2 separate regions of the Homo sapiens genome follow, and region 1 is linked to region 2. Evidence: chromatin loops called from intact Hi-C (ENCODE). Cell type or tissue: ovary. All regions are shown on one strand. Each heading gives the region's core, and the rest is flanking DNA. Links, peaks and the distances in the headings are about the cores only. Region 1 holds the start of LINC01164 (long intergenic non-protein coding RNA 1164). Region 2 overlaps LOC124902561.

Evidence for each region. Hi-C counts contacts between places; a loop is a spot of excess contacts. Peaks named below come from ENCODE experiments on the same cell type or tissue, not always from the same donor. Only the 100,000 strongest peaks of a DNase experiment are listed, where the experiment ranks them.
Region 1: it touches region 2 in a loop (2.6-fold over the local background); 51 of 110 quality-filtered maps call a loop at or near these places.

The regions. Positions count from the first base shown.
Region 1 is chr10:131,783,482-131,792,209 of GRCh38, reverse strand. LINC01164 (long intergenic non-protein coding RNA 1164) reads left to right here and starts at 2,011. Exons shown (of 5, transcript NR_038365.1): 1 at 2,011-2,133; 2 at 2,344-2,553. In ovary, for the core only: a CTCF peak has its summit at 4,990 (motif pointing right); a DNase peak (open chromatin) is centred at 6,959.
Region 2 is chr10:130,185,582-130,194,309 of GRCh38, reverse strand. It overlaps LOC124902561, which reads right to left. Exons shown (of 2, transcript XM_047426136.1): 2 at 1-8,728. The coding sequence starts at 4,242. The coding sequence ends at 3,085. Among named protein-coding and RNA genes, the nearest start is that of GLRX3, 54 kb to the right of the region's middle. RefSeq lists silencers at 3,642-3,761, 3,812-4,141 and an enhancer at 3,983-4,483. In ovary, for the core only: a CTCF peak has its summit at 4,016 (motif pointing left); a DNase peak (open chromatin) is centred at 3,989; H3K4me3 peaks cover 783 bases; H3K27ac peaks cover 388 bases.

The DNA of each region.
Region 1 (8,728 bases), core at 352-8,351, 1.6 Mb before region 2:
CCTGTTCGACCCTCATTCAAATCCTGCTTGCTGACATGTCCTCCGCTCTTTGGTGCTGTGGCCAGCCAGGACCAGCTCCCCTCACCCTGTCCCTGCACCCACTGCTACCCAGACGCTTTTCCTGCTGTGGCCACGGAATCTGAATGGCCGGGGTCCTGCCAGCTACATATTAGGGTGGGCTTCCTTGTGTTTGTCTGGGAGCAGTGTGCAGATGTGGATTATCAAAAACCACGTTCTACCAGCAGATCTGGGCTTCAAAGAGCACCTTCTATTGTGTAAATGGAATTGAAAAAGCTCATCATGGAAAACGAGAAGCATTTTCAGCTCCTAAATTAGAGAATTTATGGTGATAAATCAAGAGTGTCTGCTCTAATAATCACAGGAAAAAACATGATAATATGATTTAATCTTAAAATATTTCTAACATAATATTAGAAAAATTATATTTCAGCTAATGTCTGGTTAGCCTGTTGTGAATGTATGCAAATATCTCAGGAAATATTAATATATACTGCCAGCTTTAGCTAATTAAAGAAATAGTTTTAGGAGTAACGGCCTCCTGATAATTTAATCACCGTTCAGTCTTTGCAGATAATTATGGTATTTGTTATTAAGTTCTCTCTGATTTTCCGAGGAATGAGAAATCTGATATAATCTTTTACTATGTGAGCCAAAAATTAAATTTTATTTCATTGTGAAAATTGTTGTGATCTGAAGATTTTAGAGCCAAGCTCCAGAAACGCTTCTCTCTTCTAGAACTGCCCAGTGTTGTGTTTTACAGGACTTGAACCCTGGGTTGCTGAGGAAGTGAACAGCTCTATGGCCAATAAAAGGCAATTAGGCTGAGATAAATTGTTGTGGAACAAATGATCTCATAAGAAGGTTTCCTTATGCTTACGCCTTATGAATAATCTTCTTACAAAGACTTTTTGAGGTATAATTTTAAAAATGATACTAATCATAGCATTTTAAAAAATAAAAAAGTGAAATGACCCAAAGTGTTTAATGATAATAAGATGGCCCAATAAATAACCTGCACTGATGTAATCCACATTAAAGGCAATATGATTCAGTCTTTAAAATTAAATTTTCAAAGAGTTCTTAAGACTGTTGTAGTTATAACTTTAAGTGAAAAAAAAGAGAAAATTATTTAAGTCGGCATGACCAAAAAAATCCATAGAAAAAAACGGAAAGGAAATATATAAAAAATGTTAAGTAGGTCCCCCAGAGTGGTGAAATTATACAGGTTGAGCATCTTGAATCTAAAAATCTGAAATCTGAAATGCTCCAAAATCTGAAACTTTCTGAGTGCTGACATGATGCTCAAAGGAAATGCTCACTGGAGCATTTTAGATTTTAGACTTTTGGATTCAAAATGCTCAACCATTAAGTGTAATGTAAATATTCCAAAATCCAAAACTCAAAACCTTTCTGGTCCCAACCATTTTGAATAAGAGATAACCTGTAGGATATTTTCATTTTCTTATTTTCTACTTCTATTTATTCTCCACATTATGTACCTGGCACATAGAAGATGTTTAATAACTAAGTATTGCTGAGTGAATAGTCAGGATAAGAACTCATTACTTTTTAGTCCATTTTTGGGAACTTAGGTTACAAAGTCTGCAGGGCCAGTGTTGTGGAAGTCACTGCTCTCTCCGACTCTTGGCAGGAAAAAGAGAAGTAGACTGCCTGTCTGCCAATGATGGCAGTCCCTGTGGGATACAAGGATGAGTGTGCCTGGTGCCCTCTCTACTGGAGCTCCAGTCCAGAGCTGGTGATGTGTCGGTGGACAAAGGACCGTGATAAAAGAAAGAATGGAGCAAGGACAGTCATCAAGTTCTCAGGGTGATTTGCTCACTGAACATCCCTGCTCCTCTGAAGCAGGCAAAGCAAGGGGACTTGCCTTGGCCAATGAAATTCAAGTACAAGTGTCATGTGGCAGTAGGGCCATGTGACTTGCCTTGGCCAATGAAATGTGAGCAGAAGTGTCATGGGGCTCTGCTGGGCAGAAGCTAAGAGCCAGCACTTGTTCACCATGTGCTCATTTCCTGTCTCTATGACAGGCTGCCGTGCTCCAGTTTGCGAATGCCCATCCACCTGTGAAGGGCTGAGCCAAGCCCTGGGCACGTGGTGAGTGACAGGCAGATCTTTGTGGAGGGAAGCCTCTGTGATTGCAGGACATTTGTTACTCGGTATAACCCAGCCTGTTCTAACTGACAGTGAACACAGCTCTGATTTACAGATAACACTGTGCTAACAAATCTATCATGTGCGTCTTACATCCTTGAATGTCATTGTAGGTTGGGGGTTGGGGTCTGAGTTCTGGTCCATTTTCCCCAGGCTTCATCTCCTGTGTCAATTCAGGCAAGAGGAAGAGAGAGGAGGAAGCTTCTAGATCCAAGCCAGAGGAGGTGGATGCAGCATCTGCCGCCCACAGCTTTGGGGCCTGGCCCAGCCTCCACCTGGCCGAGACACCCAACCCCGACCCCACCCACATGGGCGTGCAGAAGAGCCTGAGATGGTGCACACTGACCCATGGCAGAGTTACAGGTGACATTTCTTTTGTTTCTACATCCTAAATCTTTCTACAGTAGATGAACGTTTTGTAAGAGGACTTTTGCTGCCAGTTAGAAATGCATATTGCTGATGCACCCTCTGCAAGACCTTCTGAATCCAACGCCCTGGCGCAGTGGTCCTCAACCTTTTTGGCACCAGGGACACGTTTTGTGGAAGACAATTTCTCCACAGACTGGGGGTGGGGATGGTTTGGGGATGAAACTGTTCCATCTCAGATCATCAGGTATTAGATTCTCATAAGCAGTGGGCAACCGAGATCCCTCAAAAGCACGGTTCACAATAGGGATTGTGCTCCTATGAGAATCTAATGCCGCTGCTGATCTGACAGGAGGGTGAGCTTGGGTAGCAGTGCTCCTCAGCCTGCTGCTCACCTGCTGTGTGGCCTGGCTCCTAACAGGCCACAGACTGGTACTGGTTCATGGCTGGGAGTTGGGGACCCCTACCCTGCTGGATGGGGAGTCTCTAAGGTGTCATGGATGCCAGTGCAAAGCCTGTCTCCCCTGTGCCTCCCCTGTACCTCCCCCGCACCTCCCTGCACCTCTCTCTAGCCCTATTCCAGTGCCCTTCTTGGTGATGATGAGGCAGCTGAGGCCAGGGGCTTATTACTTCCCCAATTGCCACTGGCAATGGGGTTCCTCTGTGTGCTGGATTGGCGAGGGGACTAGCCCCCAAATTCTATCCTGAAGGTCTGCTATCTAGAGCTTTCAGGTGTGGTATCAGTGGTCTTAGATGGAGCTTCTCCAGCAGAGCTAGGGACAAAGGCTTGAGTTCAGGCTGTTTCTTTGGGCAGGGGTCTCAGGGCTCAGGCGAGCAGGAGTGAGTTGAGCGAGGGAGGGAAGGAGTGAATGGGAATACCAGATGGCTTATCCAATCGACAGCCGCTTGGAGTGGCTGATGCTGGGCTTTTTGAGACCTTCTGAGGCCCTTTATGAAATGCATCTCAGCACAGTCTCCTTGGGACAGTAAAGGAAAGAGAACTTATTATCTGCTTCTGTCCTGGCCGTGGAGGCCCTGTCTTTGGAGACTTGCATAACTGTGATTGCTGAGCAGCCTCCTGCAGGTGACCCCGGGGCCAAGGCAGGAAGTAAGAGGTGAGCAGATCTCCGAGCCCAGGTGGTGTCAGGTGACACCTATGCAAAGTGGATCAGAGCCTGGGAGGTACTGGGTGAAGTGCGAGGTGAGGCTGGGAGGGTTTTCATGTGGGGTATAAAAGGTATCCCATAGAATTACCTTACATAATGAGGTTTTGCACACGAGATGGGGCATACTCCTCCCTGTTCTGCACCCTGGATAATCCCTGGAGTGTGAGGGAAGGGAACATTTTATAGAATAGGACTGGTGGGAAGGTTCACTGTAGGGGACAATCAAGGAGAAAGAATAAAAGATTTTGCAAAACACCAAGCTGAAGTTTAGCTTCACTCTGTGGCTTTGGCGACCTGACCCCAGAGCACGTGCTGGTCCTGTGAACTTTGATGCTGCTGAGCTTTCCCCCATGCAGTTCCCTGCTTTGAATATGTGTCTTTCACATTGGGGTTGGGGTTACCCATCTCTTTCCTTAGCTGAAATGGCAACTTTTTCTCCCTGCCACCCCTCAAATCAGATAGAAGAAATTGCTTCTTCCTCTTGCTCCCGTAGTGCCTTTGGACGAACACTTGTCATATCAGATTATAATTCTTATATATGTGTATATATGTCTGCTCATTTTCCTTGCCAGGCTGTGGGTCTTTTGAAGGCAGAAATTGTGTCTTAATTTTCTGAGCATTCAGCACCCGGCCCAGTGACCAGTCCAGCCATGTGATAAATAACTATTGCATGGAATTAAATTATCTTGTACAATAATTATATATAAATATGTTTTATATGAATAAGTACAAAAATATATAAATGTTTATGTTTTATATACACATATATAAAACACGTATATCTCCTATATATTTACCTTTACATATCATAACAACAAAATGGAATCAGGGTGCACTTGGTTTGACTTCTTAGAAAACTCACAGTGGCTCATAGCTACCGGTTCCTTTTCACTGTGATTAGAGCCTTTTAATTTGCAACCATCTCAGTGAGATCGAATTCTAGGTATTTTCTTTAAAGCAAGCATCTTCACTCTGTACTGTGTTCTTTCAAAGTTGCATGTGTAACTTTGTGAATGTGCACGTGTGTTCATTTTCCCAGGGAGATCCTCCCACATTTTATCAGGGTTTCAAAAGCATCTATGACCAGTTAAGAAATGCTGCCTCAAGGCTTGTGCTCGGATTATACTTGTCACATGTAGGATTAACAATGAATAAGTTCACATATTTTACCATTTTCCCCTAAATAGATGAGAAAAATATGTTCATTGCTACCTTTACCAAAACACAGTTGTAGCGTGGACTTCACTTTTTGGAACATGACATGTGACACTGTGACCACCACCAGGTGGCAGCAGATTTTAATCACATACTTGGTTTTTGAAATGGTGAATAAATTAGAATTAAAAAAAAGAGTCAAGTCAATAAATTCGAATCTATATAATGCCGGCGATAGATGTCACTTCAGTCAAAACCCAGTGTGGTTTTTTTTGTTATTGCTGTTTCGTTTTGTTTTTGTTTTTTCCACTGCGTTGGCCAGAGCTTTCAGGTGGCACAGGAAAAGGCGAGCCCAGCTCCAAGGACTGTACGGTGTGCACTGACAACACTGTTACCTTAGTCTCCTTGGCCTGGGAACATAGGTTCCAGAGGTTTGCCTGTGCATAACCAAAGTTCCCAGCCGACAAGCACTTAAACTCAGAACTGCCGGGATCCTCAGAACAGAACAAGTCTCCATGCCTCTTCTTACAGCAGGTCATAACTCAGTGGAACCAGTTCCATTGTGATCAATGACCTAGGACATTCACACTGGTACAGATTTGTGTATTTTCTATTGAAAAAGATAATATTCTTTTGAAAAAAATTCAATGTTATCCTTAAAATGTTGACGCTTATGTCTTAAAGACATGACATTTACGGTGATGTTTCTTAGGCCCATTTTTCCTTGTCAGGTGCATGCACGTACCCATTAGTTCCTGCGCAGGATGATAAATGCAGTAAGAGCTTGATGAAGATTTTATGAATGAATCAGCGCAGAACCCTTCTCCTTGGCCAAGTGGATCTGATACACAACAAAGGACCTGACTTCTTCCATTGAGCACATCTGGGGGAATCAGTTTGTTGAAGCTTCAGTGGGGCTACAGATGCACATAATTCCTTCTTGAGAAAGCTCCTCTTGCTCAGGATTGATCTTAAAAAGCAAGAATTAGGGGAAAAGAGAAGGGAACTAACCTTGCTGAATTTTGGGAAATGGGGATAGCAATGTTAGAAGTGAAGGGTAGGCAAGGGCCTGTCAGCCACCCTGCAGGGGAGCTGGGCGGCCAGAGGAGCCCAGTCCACCCTGAGCAGAGCCGTGGGCTGGGAATGCGGCAGGTGATAGAGGGGAAGGGGCTCGTGGTGGCCTGACTCCTGCCTGGTGTGCAGAAGCAGGGAGCACAGCAGCTCTCCGTCCCCTAGGGCAGCTCCGCAAGGTCAACCGGATGAACTCTGATGCTCACCTTTCTCCTCATTTCTACAGTCGCTGCTTTTGTGTAACGTTGGCTCAGCAGCCCTGTAGGAGTTAGGGGGATTGGCTTTGGAGTAACGCCCGGGCTGGGAGCTGGTTCTGCCATTTATTCTCTGGGTAATGTCTGGCAAGTTGCTTCTCTGCATCTCATTTTTTCCTTCTGTTAAATGGGGATAGCAATGGTGTCTGCCTCATGGACGGTGGTGAGAATTAAACCAGGTAATTGACACAAAAGGCCCAGGGGCACGTCTGGTGCATAGTAGGTGGTCAATGAATAGTAAATAGGGTTTTGAAGTGGCTTATTTCGGTATTCTTTTGAGTAGTAGCCAGTGGAGGCCAGATGGCTTCTGAATTATCACAATTGATTTTCTATATGCTCTTGGGTATAAAGTTTCCACTGAATTCAGTGAGCTGCAAGGTGTCACCGAGAAGAAACAGGCCATGGTGGCATCAGTGGCCTTTTGGGGGATTGGGTCCAGCCCTGGGCCTGGAATATTCTGGGCTCTGGAGGAAGGAGTCAGGAGTGCCGTGGGGAGTGTCTCAGCAGGGCAATGGCAGGGGAAGGGGAAAGTCTATAGAACAGGACTGCTGGGCAGTTTCTGCTGCTGTAGGGGAGAACCAAGGAGAGAGAATAAGAGATTTTGCAAGACACCAAGCTGAAGTTGAGCTGCACTCTGTGGCTTTGGTGACCCCAACTCAGAGTGCTTGTTTTTCCCGGGAAGGTGTGGAGCAGGAAGCAAGGGGCCTCTCGGCTCGGGCCAGGGTGTCTGGTTCCAGGCCGGGGTCGGTATGCACGGAGGCGGTGAGTGTGGGCAAGCCACTCAACCTCGCTGGGTCACAGCTGCTGCATCTGTAAATGGCGGTCACAGCGATGACAACCTCTAGTTGTTGTGAGAAGACACCATTTATGACACTTAGAGCAACGTTGGGCCCAGAGTCAGCCCCGCAAAGGCAGGAGGAATCATCAGTCACATTGACACGGACGTGGAGGGATGGGCCCCTCCACTGCACGTAGGTGAGGGGAGGAGCCAGAGGTGATGACAGGGTGTCCACCTGCACAGGATGGGAGGCCCAGAGGAGAGACTGGCTTCGAGGCGGTGGGGGAGGGGAGCTCCTCTGGTCTGCTGGGGTTGAGATTGGGGACCTCTGGCTGACATGGCAGGATTGACTAGATGTGCTGTGGAAATGGGTCCCACTGAGGAAGTCTACAGTGGCCACATTGTGGCGAGGGCAAGGCTGGGGTCCCGTGGGCGGGGGCACTGTCCACTTCAGCAGTCAGAGACATGTGACCAGTTGCTTCACCAACAACCTCTGACTCTCAGTGGCTCCAGGCACAAGGTCTATTTTATTTCTGAAGATGTCAGGCAAGAGTGGGTGGTCAATACACCGAGATGGGTGCACATCATGGGATGGTGAATTTCATGCTTTAACTTGACTGGGCCGCGCACCCAGACATTTTTTGGGTGTGTCTGTGAGGATGTTTCTGGATGGGACCAGCATTGGAACCTGTAGACTGAGTAGGGCAGATGGTGCTCCCTGGTTAGGGCAGCCCCTGCAATCAGGCGAAGGCTTGAGTAGAACGAAAGGGTGGGTCTCCTGCTTTCCTCCTGTCTAATCGCCTTGAGAGGGGACATTGGTTTTCCCTGCTTTTGGACTAGAACTGAATCATGAACCTTTTTCTGGTTTTGAGCCTGCTGGATTTTGGACTGGAACTTACACTGTTTGGTCTCCTGGGTCTCCAGCTTGCAAATGGCAGAACTGGGACTTGTCAGCCTCCATAACTGTGTGAGCAACTCCTTACAATCAATCTCTCTCTCTCTCTCTCATCAGGAAGTGTGGGAATCCTCAGTCCTTTGTCATCTTGGGAGAAAGAATTTGGCCAAGAGACAGTTTATGGAGTTTATTCTCTTATCCAAGAAGATAATTTATGGAAGGAAAATTGGGAGCAGAGGGTTTATTTAAAGGGACAGTGCACTCTGAAAGATGAGACAGAGGGGGCAGCTGAAGGAGAATGAGCTACAGCCCCTGAGGGTTCTACGCTGGGTTTTTATGACTTTGTATTTTTTCCTGAAGTTCCCACCTCTGTCTTAAGGCTCTGCCTTTTTTGGGAGGGTCTAGTTTTGTCATTCCTGTCTTAAGTCCCCACCTTCTCCTCACCTAGTTCTCACCCTGGGCTTCTGGGACCCTCCTTTACTATCAGGCGGTACCCATGCCAGGCCAGTGTTGGATGCAAATTCTACCTAATGGCTGTGTTGCTCATTACCTCCACTCGGGAAGGTTGTATCATGGCCAGATCTGCACTTACTGCGACTGCTTGTCTCTGAGTTTCTCCTTTGTTTTCTTTCCTCTTTATCAGCACGCAGACAGCTCTGCTCTGACAGGTTGACTGTGGAGGGAGTGATGACTGGGTGTCTCTAAGGGGTGTTCCTTCCTGCATCAGTATATCCCCTCCTCTGCTCATTTCCAGCATGCATGTTTCTGGTGGTCCCTGGGGTGTGAGACTTTTCCAGACCTCCCTTTTCTCAGGGGCTCCCTCTCCTGCTCATGTCTAGCCATCTGCCCATTA
Region 2 (8,728 bases), core at 160-8,159:
CCTGGCCACTTTCCAGGGGGTGCCTCGAGGACCCCTGGGGGCTCCTCCATCGTCTGCATGCCCAGTCACCAGCCTGGGACCTCCAGGGGCCTGCAGGGCAGCAGGCATTGGCAGGAGAGGAGGTGAGAGAAGCCACAGGTCCCCATCCTGTCCCCAAGCACAGCCCTGAGCACGCTCAGGAAAGACCAAGGTAGGGAGCAGGGATCTGAGTCATCGAGCACCGTTCCACATGCCAGGGATGCAGGAGGGAGGAAAGGGCAGCCAGACGTCCTAGTAGCATGAAGGGACAGAGAGATAGTGAGGCAGAGATATATATAGACAGAAACAGTGTGATACAGAGACAGAGACACTGAGGCAGAGATATAGACAGACAGAGAGACACAGAAAGAGACTGAGAGAGAGAAAGAGACAGAGACAGAGAGAGGGGCAGCGAGGCTCCTGAGAAACTCTTCCCTTAGTCAGAGGGAGAGCATAGGGGGAAGGCGGGCGGGGGAGGGGGAGGAGTGTGAGGGAGGCAGTGGAAGGGGTGGGCTAGGCAGCATCCAGGCAGGGGTGAGGAGGTCCTGAGACAGCCGGGCAGGGCAAGTGCACCTGCTGTCACTCAGGGGCCACTTCTGCCGCCATGGTGAGGAGTCCTGCGGACCCAGCCTGGGAAGGCCTGGGAAGGCCTGGGAGATGCCACTGCAGGCTACAGGAGGCGTGACCTGCGGTGTGGTTTAAAAAGACCCACCCGCCGACCCGGGAGAGCTGGGTGGGAGGGAAGGTGGCTGTGGGTGAAAGGGCAGGAGGGAGCCTTCGGTGATGGCTGTTCTGCATCTGGCTGTGGGTGCTTGTGGTGGAATTGTCTAGAATTCAACGTGCCCACACACACAGACCAGTGCACAAAAAACTGAAGCCAGAACAAGGCTCGTGGTGTATTGGTGGGATGTCCCGGCTGTGCTACTGCACTCCAATTTTGCAAGATTCTCCTGCTGTGGGGAACAGGGCAGGGTACACAGGGTCTCTCTGTACCATCCCTCGCCATTGCCTGTGAGCCCATAACTCTCTCAAAATGTATTTTAAGCATCCCATCACTGGCACATGGAGAAGAGGATGTAACAGTCTACGTGGATGCCTGGAGATGAGGCAGCTCTGCAGGAGACCAGGACCTGGGCGGGAAGGGCATGTGGAAAAGGGGTCAAGGGTAACACTGGGACCCATGGGGACTGTGGGCAGATGGGCAGAGAGAGTGGGGCTTTGGAGAAGCAGGGACAGGGTGGCTGCCAGGGGCTTTCACAGGCAAGAAGAGAGAGGGAAACAGGTTTCCACCCAGGGTGCCCAGTCCCAGGGCTGTGTCGCCCCAGACTCCAGCTGAATTCCCCCAAAATAGCAAGGTTTTGTGTGGAAATTAACCGAACTTATAACTTTGACAGGTCATTTGAGTGTGGGAACAAGGCTAGTTTGCCAAAATGATTCTTCCCTCTTTAATTAAAATCTTTTATGAACTGCCAAGCTAATACCTTCCCCTAAGACAGACAAGATAATGAGCCCACATCCATCAACCCAGGCCGGCAGCCATCCACAGAGACCGGGGTGGGCTCAGGAGAGGGGAGCCAGCCCCCACAGACACCCCGTGCTCTCGCTTCAGGGACAGCCCCAAACGCAGGCAGGAGTCCCTTCAGGACACACATCAGCCCTGTCAGAAAGTCCCTGCCAGAAACAGCGTGGCTCAGCAAGTGGCCTCCAGCCCAGCACTTTGCAGGTTGCAATGTCCCCCACCACTTCTACTGCCATGCACTCGGAGAGGCCACAGGGCCACCTGAAGGGCAGGGCCCGGTCCCAGTGGGTCCCAACTTGCTCTCTCGGTCACTGAGTAGGGCGGGTTTTAGAGGCCAACAGGAACCACCCCCTAGGCCCCAGGAGCCTCTGTTAGGACCATAGCCATTAGCACAGACAGGGCACCAGGCAGGGACAAAGGCCCAACACAGCCCAATCCAGACCCAGCCCTCCCTGACACAGGGGCAGGCTCTGGTAAGAGACTGTCTACCAGCCTGGTTCACCCCTCAGTGGCGGCCCTAACCCCATCTTTATTTCACTTCATTAGAAACATTTCAAACACAGACAAGCATAGGGACACACACAACAAGTGCCCAAGTGTACACCAGCAGCCTATAACCACACCCCTCCTAACCCCTTATATAATACCTATGAGTCTACACTGACAGAATGATCAAATAGATGAGTAAATGCAGAGAAGGCTGTGTGCAGTGGCTCATGTCTGTAATCCCAGCATTTTGTGAGGCCAAAGTTGGAGGATCAGGAGTTCAAGACCAGCCTGGGCAACATAGCAAAACCCCGTCTGTACAAAAAATACAAAGAAATTAGCCAGGTGTGATGATGGCTGTGGTCCCAGCTACTTGGGAGGCTGAGGTGGGAGGATCGCTTGAGCCCAGAAGGTCGAGGCTGTAATGAGCTGTGTTCGCACCACTGCACTCCAGCCTGGGTGACAGAGAGAGACCCTGTCTCCAAAAGAAAAAAAAATGGAGAAAAGAGATGAATATGCAGAAGTCTCCACGCAGAACCCAGCAATTTATGGGCTCCTCCCCCTCAGGGACACTCATTCAGCGTAGGCTGCACACAGGGACTTCCAACGACACCCTATAGAAGGAGGGAGAAAGCAGAACTGGGGTGGAGACGTGCGAGGTGACCAAGGTCAGCGCCGCAGCCAGAAGGCGTGTCAGCAGCGTGTAGCCTCGATGTGATGGGAGGGGGGCGGCGCCTTGCCTCTGCGGGCTTCCTCCCAAAACACCGCTGCCCCAACCTGACCATGAGAAAACCCCAGTCGAGAAAGAGCCTTCAAAATACTCTCACACCGTCACGATCACCAGAGACAAGGAGAGTCTGAGAAATGCTGCCGCCAAGGAGCGTGAGCAGACGGCGACCCGGTGGGATCCTGGGACAGAAAGGGGACCTCAGCTGTATGGACTCTAGCTAATAGTAACGTGTCACTATTTGTTCGTTCATTAGAACAAATGCACGTCGCCTGTGCAAGATGTTCACGGGGGGAGGCAGCAGGGGTTGTAATAAGAACTCCGGACTAGCTGCTCATTTTTTCTGTAAATGTAGAACTGTTCTAAAAATAAAGCCTATTGGTGTTTTAAAAACCCGAACCTCAACTGTCCCCAAGGTCCCTTGGCTCCCCTCTTCGAGGGGACGCAGAAGGTTCACTAGGGCTAAGGAACAAAAAATTCCTGGGGAGGGCCGACTCTGGGGAAGCGAGGCCAGGCCTGCGACGCCCTGCGGCTCGAGTGCTGGGGCCCAGGCCCGGTGGCTGCAGCGGCCAAGCCGGCCCAGGCTTGGGGAGGCGGGCAAGGCGCCCCAGTGAGCTGGGGCTGGGGCTATGCCAGCTCCGCTCCCTTCTCTGGCCCAGGTCGCAGCTCGGGCAGGACGGGACAAGTGTGTCCCCCGCACAACCGTGCACCCCGGGCCAGGATGCAGCGCCCACCCTGAGGCCGCTCGGACCCCAACCAGACAGACCCCCGGGTCCCCGGGGACGAGGGGGCAGGGCTCCAGGTGTCCAGGGATCCGCCCTGCTTCCCGGCAGCCGCCACTCCCAGCACGGCCGCCCCCAAGCCTCAGGCGCTGGTTTCCCAAAGGTCCCGGCCCCCTCGAGCTTGGAAAGGCTCGGCAGCCGCAGGCAGCGGGGCGGGGCTCTGAGCCGGACCCTGTGGGCCCTGCCCCGGCCACGCAGGCACCGCGGACTCCACTCCGCTCCCGCAGGTAGAGCACGGTGCGTGCAGGCAACGCCCGAGCCGGCCGCAGCACCAGGTGAGCCCCGCACACGTGTGCAGGCATGCGCCCCCGGCTTGGCGCGCCCCCGAGACGTTCCAGCCGCTTCGTCTGCGAAGGAGGCCCGGACAGGCCGGCCGCGCGCCCTGGACCCAGCACACGGCGGGGCGCGCGCTCCGGCACCCGCGGGCTTACTCTTGCGCTCTCCTCGGTCCTCGCACGCCCCCTGGCGCCAGGAGACCGCCCCTGCAGAAGGCGAGGTCGGGCTGAAGCGCGGTGCGCAGCGCCCTCGCGTGGACACGCGCCGCCACCGCCCGCCGCCGAGGTCTGCAGCCGACGTGGCCTACCTGGGACTTGCCGCGCGCTGACCTCGATGGTGCAGCAGCGACCAGGGTACGAGGGCACCATGGACCGTTTTGCATACGTGGAAACTGAGGCTTTCGAGGTCCTGGAGATGGTGCATTGACTCCGCATATGACAGTAGATTCAGTTCGCGCCCCGGCCTTGTCCCTCCAAATTCACACAAGGCCGCAGCGGCAGCAAAGCTCCCAGTTGGCGCGGGGCCCTGGACATCACCTGCCGTCGCTGGCCCCGGGGTGTCCCTGCAGCCCCAACGTCCAGGGCACTCTGGGACCCAGGACAGGGACCCGACCCAGCCAGGCAGGGCTCGTGACCAGCTCCTACCCTGGCGTCTGGTTCCAGGGCTGCTGGTTCCTGCACGCGCCCTCCCCAGTAGCACCACCTGGACCCTGGCACCAGGGGCTGCGTACCTCCCCGGATGCGTGGGGCAGACCCCTCCAAAAGGGATGTGCACAGGCCGCCCCCAGGAGTGCGTGCCCGGAGCCTGAGCAGCCCTTCCCGGCCTGGACCCCCGATCCCACCCCTGTGTGCCCCAGGGCCCCGGGGAAGGGACAGAAACAGGGTGGGAAGCAAGAGGGGCAAACGTGAGCGGGGCGATCTGTCCCCTGAAGCTGCCAAGACCCAGGACTTTCTAAATTCACAAGGCAGCCTTCCCGGTCACTGGTAGGTGTATTTGTCAAGGTAAGAGGACAGAACAGTTTAATGTTTGTTCGCTTGACTTAAAACTTCCAGTATTTGCGGCCGGACGCGGTGGCTCACGCCTGTAATCCCAGCACTTTGGGAGGCCGAGGCGGGCAGATCTCGAGGTCAGAAAATCGAGACCATCCTGGCTAACAGGGTGAAACCCGGTCTCTACTGAAAATACAAAAAATTAGCCGGGCGTGGTGGCGGGCGCCTGTAGTCTCAGCTACTCGGGAGGCTGAGGCAGGAGAATGGCGTGAACCCGGGAGGCGGAGCTTCCGGTAAGCCGAGATCGCGCCACTGCACTCCAGCCTGGGCGACAGAGCGAGACTCTGTCTCAAAAAAAACAAAACAAAACAAAACAAAAAACTTAGTGTTTGCACACGGCATGGGAGGATTTCTATCTGAACTGCTGCTCCCAGGGTGCCCACGGCGACCTCACCCTCTGGAGACCCAGGTAACGGATCCGCCGTAAGAACCCAGCGGGGTGGGTGCTCCCGCCCGCGTCAGACCTGCCTTCAGGGAGAATCCGTCCCCCACCCCAGGCCTAAGCACAGCGCTTGCTGTGATCCGGGAGAAGCAGGATCCGGAGCCTGGTAATGAACCCTGGCTGAGCCACTCGCCCCTTGGATAAGAGCTTTGGCAAATTCCTGAGCTTGTTTCCCCACCAACAAAAATAACCCCCAAAACGCCATCGTGCTGGGGGGCCCTCGGGTTCTAAATAGGCACCGCGCTTCGGGCAGGGCATGGCCTTCACGGTGGGCTGCTCCTGTGGTGCCAGCGTTCTCTCTCCTTCTGGCAAAGCCGGTCCTGGGCACCTCCTCACCCTCTCTGCCTACCATTAGGACCAATATGGGCCCATCCACAGCCCAGCACTCCACCCTGCACCCAGTGCTGTCCCTGGACACCCAGAGGAACATGTCTCCCTCCCAAGCCACAGGAGCCAATTCACTGACTCCTCACACCTCATAGGGGTTAAGAGGGCAAACTGCAGCCAGGAGGCCCAGAGTCAAATCCCAGGTCCAACAGGTACTATGACCAGGAGCAGTGTGCTTCACCCATGCCTCAGTTTCCCCATCTGTCAAATGGGGCTGAAGATGCCTACCTCATAGGGTTGTGGTGAGAATTAAATGACTTAATACATGTCAACTATTCATGACAGCACCTGTTTGCTGTGGTGGTTTCAGCATCAGGTGGAGAGTATGTCCCTGCAGGAATGCACCTAGAACAAGGGGTCACAGGTGACCGGGTGTGTGTTTCTCTAGCGAGCAGTTCGGAGCAAGTTCAAAGAAGATCATGGCTAAGGTGAGTGGCCCTTTAACAGAATCTCCGGGAAAGGAGAACCCTGGGGTCAGGGCCTGAGTTCCCCGACCTCCTTCAGCCACACTCCTTGAAGCAGGGCTGGCCTTCCAGGCCTGCCACCTGTGCGGTCCCATGGGGCCCTGCACTCAGAAGGACCACACTCAGTTTCACGTTCTGCTTTCGTCATCTCGAAATTCTTAATAATTTTATCTGAACTCGTGCTGTTAGTGCAGGGGCACCACAGAGCATGTGGGTGAGCAGAGAACTGGCTACTCCTTGCCACCCGGCTAACATGCAGGGTTCGCGATGCGCCAGAAGCAGCGTTCCAGTGGGCCTCAGCATCGGAGGTGACAAGACTCAAGGCGAGGGCAACATCAGCATGTAACCAGCTACGACAGGACAGCTGGAGCTGACAGCCCTGGCACCACGCTTTCCAATCACATGAGAACTTGCTTCCAGCCCAGAAAGAGAGCAATTGCATTCTAAGAAACACGGATGACGGAGGAAGCCATCATATCCTCTCTGCCTTGTCTCTTGCCTGTACTAGCCAACTACTCACACTGAAGATGACACAGAAGGCAGGCAATGAGAGGGCAACCCACAGCTCCTTCTCTCTCATGGTAACCTTAGCCTTAAGGCAGCATTCGCTGAGGGAATGTGCATGGATCAAGAGCATTTCCTTTTGTGCAGTGCCTCCAGCATCCTGGCAGAAGCTGAGATAGACATAGATGGGCCAGCTCAAGTATCCCACACACAAGTTAAATGCTCTTATATTTGCATTTGAAATTGCCACTACACAGTGCAAAGAAAAGCAGAAACATTCATGTTAATAACTTAATGTTCTAATTTTTCTTTAGAATATTAAGTAGCAAATAATACACACCCGGGGAAAAACCTTTATATCTTAGCACCTCCAACAGCACTTTTTGCCTGCTTTCTGAACAAGCTCTAAAATTTATAAACCTGGACCTGCACGCAGGCCCTGCCCAGCAATATAGGAGGCTCCTTCCCTGGCAGTGGCCCGGGAAACAGCACAGTGCCACAGCCCCGATGGGAACCCAGGGCTCCAGTGCTTAGCTGCAGGAGGAGGGCAAAAACCTGCCGTCACCCCACAGCATGCCCAGCGGGGTGTTATTTTCAACAGGAACATGCTTTCTTACACTTAAGTGTGTGAAACTACACACGCTTCCTGCACCTCAGTGCACAGGGTTCCGGGATGAAGACAAAATGCTGGCATGGAGGCTGCCCCAGAAAATCCAGCCCGCTAACCGTGGGCCACCACCTCCCATCTCAGCCTCTCCACTCAGGACCGTCCCTGCCAGATCCTATGCTGCTTCTCATCAGCAACTTCGGACAGCCAAGCGTGCTGCACATGGGACACGCTCCTACCCACCAGGAGCCTTTGATTCTGGGATAAGACTCCTGGCATGAGGAAGACCCGCAGATCCTCCCTACCTGCACCCACCAAGGGCAAATGCCCTGGAACCTTCCTCCAGACCTAAGGGCAAAATAGAGGGATATGCTGGGGCTCAGAAAATGATACCCCAAGGCCTGTGGTTTTGGCACACTGAGGAACTGCAGGACACCGGAAGGGCCTCAGAGGCAAGGGCTCTCTGACCCTCTGGCCCCTTCCCTTGCCCGCACCCCACCACCCCTCAAGGTAGGCCACGGAAAGTAGAATGCCTCTTCCCCAGTGCAGGTCATAGAAACCAGAACCCCTCTCCTGCGAGGCCAGCCATAAAACCTAGAAATACGGCCAGGCTCTGTGGCTCACGCCTGTAATCCCAGCACTTGGGAGGCTGAGGCAGGCGGATCACTTGAGGTCAGGAGTTTGAGACCCACCTGGCCAACATGCCGAAACCCCGTCTCTACTAAAAATACAAAAACTAGCCGGGCATGGTGGCACACGCCTGTAATCCCAGCTACTGTGGAGGCTGAGGCAGGAGAATCGCTTGAACCCAGGAGGCAGAGGTTGCAGTGAGCCGAGATCGCGCCACTGCACTCCAGCCTGGGGGACAAGAGCAAAACTCTGTCTCAAAAAAAAAAAAAAAAAAAACTAGAAATATGACTCTAACTTTCCCTGGCCTTTGTGTAGGAGTGTAACTGAGCAGCTTAACTTCAAAATGCATTTTTAGACTTTTTTTTCCTTTCTCTTTAGTCCTGAGATGCAACCTTAGAGCAAACTGCAGAAGCCTTTTCCCTTAATCTTAAAATAGACTCCATACCCCTCCCCTTTCTCACCGTATACTCTCTTCACATGTGTCTGTGAGCTAGTCTCTAATTACGTGCTTACTTCGAAGTTCTAGGGACTAATCTTGAGACAGACCAAGCGTGGAAACCCAGCTGCAAAATCCCAGAGCTTACCTCAAGGTGAGCAGTCAAATCTGGCCACTTGTTGAGATGACACCAGCCCGCACTCCAGGTGGACGGAGGCCCAGGACAGCCGCCGGAACAAGACACACATTGTACTCAGCACGATCCCTGCGCGCCTCCCAGCTCAAGCTCCTACTCCCCACTTCTTAAACCCTTGCCTTCTCTCCAGAATTCAAAGTAGTTACTTTGGGTGGGAATCCAGCCATATCCCCATGACTAGTTCTGGTTAATAGTCACTTTCTTT